2 separate regions of the Homo sapiens genome follow, and region 2 is linked to region 1. The links are chromatin contacts, found by Hi-C in ENCODE. All regions are on one chromosome and are shown on one strand. The core of a region is the stretch at or near the end of the contact, and the rest is flanking DNA. Distances in the headings are between cores, read along the strand shown. Region 1 holds the start of HOXA10 (homeobox A10). Region 2 overlaps NT5C3A (5'-nucleotidase, cytosolic IIIA).

What was found. Hi-C counts contacts between places; a loop is a spot of excess contacts on that map. Pooled maps may share reads with other maps.
Region 2: a loop to region 1 is called in a pooled map of gastrocnemius medialis, with 7 times the contacts of the local background. The contact joins the enhancer-like site here to the promoter of HOXA10 in region 1. A Hi-C loop is called at or near these places in 1 of 50 pooled maps.

The regions. Positions count from the first base shown.
Region 1 is chr7:27,172,623-27,175,687 of GRCh38, reverse strand. It overlaps HOXA10 (homeobox A10), which reads left to right and starts at 1,368. Exons shown (of 2, transcript NM_018951.4): 1 at 1,368-2,339. The coding sequence starts at 1,382. All of the region lies in intron 1 of HOXA10-HOXA9 (HOXA10-HOXA9 readthrough), which reads left to right. RefSeq lists enhancers at 668-1,313, 1,314-1,960.
Region 2 is chr7:33,048,994-33,052,249 of GRCh38, reverse strand. The region is part of intron 1 of NT5C3A (5'-nucleotidase, cytosolic IIIA); the gene reads left to right. Among named protein-coding and RNA genes, the nearest start is that of NT5C3A, 12 kb to the left of the region's middle. Within about 2 kb of position 1,354, at least 4 of the 41 ENCODE cell types and tissues checked have a DNase peak (open chromatin) inside an H3K27ac peak, as active enhancers do.

The DNA of each region.
Region 1 (3,065 bases), core at 119-2,618:
ACCTCCCGGGCTCCACTGGATCTGGCCGGAAAAGGTTGCATTTCCTGAGACTAGCATGAGGCTCACACTTGGGGGCTAGCACCCCAGGCCGGCCATTTCCAGTTGGCTAAAACAGAGCCCCTGAGCCTGCTGAGCAAAGGGCCTGACCTCCACATGCTCTTATAACAGGACCATGAGCCCAGCCCGGCCTTGCAGGGAAAGGATTTCCTCACCGAGGCCTCGTTAAAATGCACACACTGCAGGAGCAAGGACTGCCCTAGCTGAGGGTATGGGAGGGAGGGGAAGAGGGGAGGGGACAGAGAGGTAGGAGTGTAGTGACACTGGTTCTTGTTGTAGCCTCCAGGAGCATATGAGTGCCAAAGCTAACAGGAGAGCAGGAACATAAAGCAGCGGAGGTGTACACCGGGCACACCCCTCCAAGTCTCTCACTTTGGGCCAGCCAAGGACCCCAAGGCCAGCATTTTACTTCCCCGAAATGACTGTGGGCTTAGAGTCTTCCCTAGGTGATGAGGGGATGCTTGGATCTGGCTCTGGCCTTGGGAGTGGGAGTGGGGCCGTCTTTCCATCAAGGCTGGCAGCCGCTTCCCACCCCCAGTCCCGCCAGCCCACCAAAGTCCACTGACAGGAGTTGTAGAGAAGGCAAGCCGGGTGAGCACAACACCAGAGGAGAAGATCCTAACTGGATCAACGGACTAGGGGAGAAAAGTGTTGGGGGTTAGGGGCTAGGGAACAACCACTGCATTTTGGGGAAAAATCTGTGGATACTGGAAGTAGAGGCAAGTCAGCTTCTAGTTCACTCTGGGCTCCTGACACTCTGAGGATCCTGACGGCCATAGGGCCAGGTTCGCCACTTTTGAGGAGGCAGAATTCAGACAAGGGGCCAGTTCCAGATCCAGAGCTGAATGGGAAGCGCGTGAGTCCCCGACACGGCCGCTTCAGTGGTTAGAGTACACCGGGGACTAGTGGCAGCTTCTGCGACAGGGATGGTGAGCACCCAAGGCAGACTGGGCGCGCACCATAAACACCCCACTTGTTAACTGCGCGGGGCCCAAGGGCCCTTCTAAGGGACCCCGGTATGGGGCTCACGTCCGGGTAGGGGCGGGGCGAGCCCAATGGCCAGGCCCCCCACCAGCCACGTTGGGGCAGCCCCCACAGCTCCCGGCCTTCGGGCCAAGGTGTCGGGGTGCGTCTCCTGGCCCATCAATACAGATTACATATTTATATCAATCGCGGGCTCTGAGGGCGCCCTCGGAGAGCGGCCCCGCGCCTACGAAACCAAACTGGGAGTGGTCGCGCGGAAACTCTGGCTCGGGATTGGCTGCGGGCGCCCGCCGCGGTGCGGGGGGATTGCTAATCGTATTCAGCATGTTTTGCACAAGAAATGTCAGCCAGAAAGGGCTATCTGCTCCCTTCGCCAAATTATCCCACAACAATGTCATGCTCGGAGAGCCCCGCCGCGAACTCTTTTTTGGTCGACTCGCTCATCAGCTCGGGCAGAGGCGAGGCAGGCGGCGGTGGTGGTGGCGCGGGGGGCGGCGGCGGTGGCGGTTACTACGCCCACGGCGGGGTCTACCTGCCGCCCGCCGCCGACCTGCCCTACGGGCTGCAGAGCTGCGGGCTCTTCCCCACGCTGGGCGGCAAGCGCAATGAGGCAGCGTCGCCGGGCAGCGGTGGCGGTGGCGGGGGTCTAGGTCCCGGGGCGCACGGCTACGGGCCCTCGCCCATAGACCTGTGGCTAGACGCGCCCCGGTCTTGCCGGATGGAGCCGCCTGACGGGCCGCCGCCGCCGCCCCAGCAGCAGCCGCCGCCCCCGCCGCAACCACCCCAGCCAGCGCCGCAGGCCACCTCGTGCTCTTTCGCGCAGAACATCAAAGAAGAGAGCTCCTACTGCCTCTACGACTCGGCGGACAAATGCCCCAAAGTCTCGGCCACCGCCGCCGAACTGGCTCCCTTCCCGCGGGGCCCGCCGCCCGACGGCTGCGCCCTGGGCACCTCCAGCGGGGTGCCAGTGCCTGGCTACTTCCGCCTTTCTCAGGCCTACGGCACCGCCAAGGGCTATGGCAGCGGCGGCGGCGGCGCGCAGCAACTCGGGGCTGGCCCGTTCCCCGCGCAGCCCCCGGGGCGCGGTTTCGATCTCCCGCCCGCGCTAGCCTCCGGCTCGGCCGATGCGGCCCGGAAGGAGCGAGCCCTCGATTCGCCGCCGCCCCCCACGCTGGCTTGCGGCAGCGGCGGGGGCTCGCAGGGCGACGAGGAGGCGCACGCGTCGTCCTCGGCCGCGGAGGAGCTCTCCCCGGCCCCTTCCGAGAGCAGCAAAGCCTCGCCGGAGAAGGATTCCCTGGGTAAGCAGGGCTGCAGAGGGCTGCAGTCAGGCGGGCAGACAGGCAGACACAAGGAGGAGAAGGATCAGAAAACTAGGAGCCCGCGCAGCAGCCGGCCGGCCTTGGCCCAAGCTGCAGGCAGGCTGACCTTGTGAACTTGCTTTTTAATATTTGGGCGTGGGGACGCAGTAAAATTCATGTCCGGCTTAGCGCCCCACAGCAAGACGTCCTCGGCGCTGGCCTCAGCTCCCCCTGACTAGGGACGAGGACACCAGCGAGCAGGCCCCCTCCTGTGCGCTCTTTCCTGTGGCCGGGAGGACCCAGAGCCCTGGTCCCTGCCCAGCCTGCGCGGCGCGGCCCACGCGGGGGGAGGGGGAGGGAGGGAAAGTAGCTCGCCCGCAGATAGCGCGGATGTTTGTAAGGCATCCAAAATAAGCAGCCGCCAGCGCCAATAAATAAGCCCATTAACCGGCGAAGTTCGAGTTTACGATCCCCCATGCTTTTTTCAAAGTTGCTGAGGGGCGGGAATCTTCGTTGCGGGAAGAAGAAAAGGCAAATCCGGCCTGGAAGCGGGGGGCCCTGAGCTGAGAGCCAGAGAAGGGCCATTTCCCTTCCCCTGGACCTCGGAATCGCCCAGCTATCTATCCCTGGCTCCTGGAGAAACTTGAGGGAGGGCCCTTGACCCCCGAATCGGTTTTTCCTGCCTTCCCCATTGGACCAATGATGCCCTTCTTTCTCCCCTTATCG
Region 2 (3,256 bases), core at 105-2,604, 5.9 Mb before region 1:
AGCCTCCCAAAGTGCTTGGATTACAGGTGTGAGCCACTGTACCGGGCTATGTTAACATTTTAAAAAGCTCAAGAAATGGTGACAAGGGGAAAAGGCAAGTTGCAGAACAGTTGTGCTCCCAAAAGAAATACACATGTATATCCTTATGTCATTGGAAATTAAAAAACAAAACAAAACAAAACAAAACAAAAACTTTAGAAGCTGTTTCTAGTTTTACTAATGACAGTGGACTTGGGAGGATGAGACCAGGAAGGGAGACTTCAACTTTTTCATCCTTTAACTTTTTATATTGTTTGACATATCATGAGCATGTATTGCTTTTATATATTTTTTAAATCGGTTTTTTAAAAGCAACAAGATTTTTTAAAGTGTGTTGGGACCACATTGTAGAACATCTCTATTAGTATAAGATATTTGCAATTTATTTGCTAGAGAGGCTTTGGGTATGGTTTTTAAAATAAGTGATACCATCTGGAATGTGTTTTGATACAATTAAACTGATAACTGAGCACGCACTAAATTAATATTATTAGAATCTGGAGGTGGGGAGCAGGAATTAAAATAAGCCTGTATTAAAGATAATGAAGTATTAAACTGTTATGGGAGCAGTAGAAAGAGGAAGACAGAAAAGAGATGGATTGCAGAGGTGAAATCTATAGGACTTTATATTTTTTGCACAGTGTTTTGGATTATCCTTAATGTTCATAGTAGTTTGAATGTTCCTGTGTATTTTATGTTAAATAGTTTCCATATTTACCTCTTTTGTTTGCTTTAAAAATAGTTCAGTTGGCCAGGCGTGGTAGCTAACGCCTATAATCCCAGCACTTTGGGAGGCCGAGGCGGGCGGATCACAAAGTCAGGAGTTCGAGACCACCCTGACCAACATGGTGAAACCCCATCTATACTAAAAATACAAAAATTATCTGGGAGTGGTGGCAGATGCCTGTAATCCCTGCTACCCAAGAGGCTGAGGCAGGAGAATCACTTGAACCCCAGAAGCAGAGGTTGCAGTGAGCCAAGATTGCACCATTGCACTCCAGCCTGGGCAACAGAGTGAGACTCCATCTCAAAAAAAATAAATAAATAAAAAATAAAAATAAAAATAGTTCAGGTATTACATATTTAGAGAGAGTTATTAAAGAGAGAGATATATAAAGAATCTTAAGTCCTATTTTAATCTTTATTCTCTTTTAAATTAGAGGTTGTAGTTTATATCTTCAGCCTAACAACTTGACATGTAATGTCATTAAACCATACCTGATAGGTTTTTTTTCTCTCCTTAAAAACAGCAGTAGGGAAATCTATACAATTCAGTTTTTCCATCAGCAGGTGGCAGACTTCTCTGGCCATTGTGACACACTGCTATTCTATATCAAATTATCTTTCTTGTGTTACGCACTTTTATGTTAACTCTCAGAGTTGCTTAAACCATTAATCTATACAATTTAAACCAAGTAAGACAACTTTCTGCCATTATAGACTTAAATGCCATTTTGTCATTTTTTTCATATATGTTGTTTATCTTCCTCATTTTCAAGGTGCTGATAGATTACAAAGTAGTTTAGCAGTTCATTAAAGAGTTGCTTCATTTGTTTGCCAAGTTCCTTCTTGTAATTAGGTGGAAGTAGAGAGCCAGTGCTTGCAAGATCCTTCCTGTCCCCATTCTGTCTTCTCTACTGCCTTGTCAGAAGGCATAGCCTTCTCCTTTGCCTTATCTCCGATATCATTAGTTAGGCAGACTTTTCCCAGTGAAAAAGATCAGTTTTTCAGTCTATCTGGATTTCTCTGTCAAATGGTTAGGGTTCTAAGGGAACAAGTTGCTAGATAAAATTCAGTGAGACAGGAAAAAGTTGAGAACCCAAGCATTATATACAGCATAGCAAAATGTTGCAAAATAGAAACTTACTATAGTCGGCTTAAGAAAAAAGGAGGCTTCACTGGGACTAGAACTAGAAAGCAGTTAGAAACTGACTCCCATTTGGGTTAATTTGGCACTGTGCTATTGTTTGGTAACTAGGGAAAAACTAAAATTTAGAGGTGCCTACGTTGACCAAGTATACTCTACGCATTTATTTAGTCCTTAAAACACAGTCTAGCTGTAGTTACTTTCCTAATTTTCTGTTAACTCACTTAGGAAATAGCTAGTTAAGTAGCACAGTCAGCATTCGTTTGATTCTTGTACTCTGAAGCTTTTGGATAAAGTTTCCCTGTTTGGGTAATTTAAGCAGGTGTACATTTGTTGCCAATTTTTATGTAATTTTTTTTTTTTTTTTTTTTTTTGAGATGGAGTCTCCCTCTGTCGCCCAGGCTGGAGTGCAGTGGTGCGATCTTGGCTCACTGCAAGCTCCATCTCCCGGGTTCACGCCATTCTCTCGCCTCAGCCTCCCAAATAGCTGGGACTACAGTCACCTGCCACCACGCCTGGCTAATTTTTTTGTATTTTTAGTAGAGACGGGGTTTCACCGTGTTAGCCAGGATGGTCTCGATCTCCTGACCTTGTGATCTGCCTGTCTCGGTCTCCCAAAGTGCTGGGATTACAGCCGTGAGCCACTGTGCCCGGCCTGTTGTCAATTTTTAAAATTTTGATGTCTTTCTAAGCTAGATAAATAGAATAAAAATTCTATTTTGTGTACAATATGTACATAAAAGAGATTTTGTCACATGTTCCTAATTTTGGTAAGATAGGAAACTCTAGTGTTCCATAATTTTTATTCTGTAATTCTTTGTGTGTGGCTTATTTAGTAATGATATACAGTATCTTTTTCCTTTAACAAGTTATAGAATCTATGGCTTGAACAGAAGACAATCTTGTAAGGGAATGGGGTGGTCTTTGAAAGTTTAGTAGTTGGTAAGTCCTTGGTTCAAATCTCAGCTCTGCCACATTTTAATGGTTTATCCTTGGACAAGATACTAAACTTTTCTAAGCTTCAATTTCCAGTTATCTAGAATGGGGATGATTCACCTAAATACTCTTATGCCTTGTTTACTTCAGGGTATTATATTAAGAATGTATTTTGACTTTGTCAGGCAATGTTGCTATAAGGCCTAATAATAATAATTAATAAAGAATATGTTCTTAGTGTTTGTATTTTATTTCACTTGATGTTTTAAAGTAATTATATTTTGGAGAATTCTAACAGTATACTATTCTAAGTGCCTTCCTGGATTAAGATTGAAAAAGAGATGATATACATAAAGTTGTAAACAGTGCTTACCACGTAGTAGTTATTCAATACATATTGTCCTATCTTCTCCC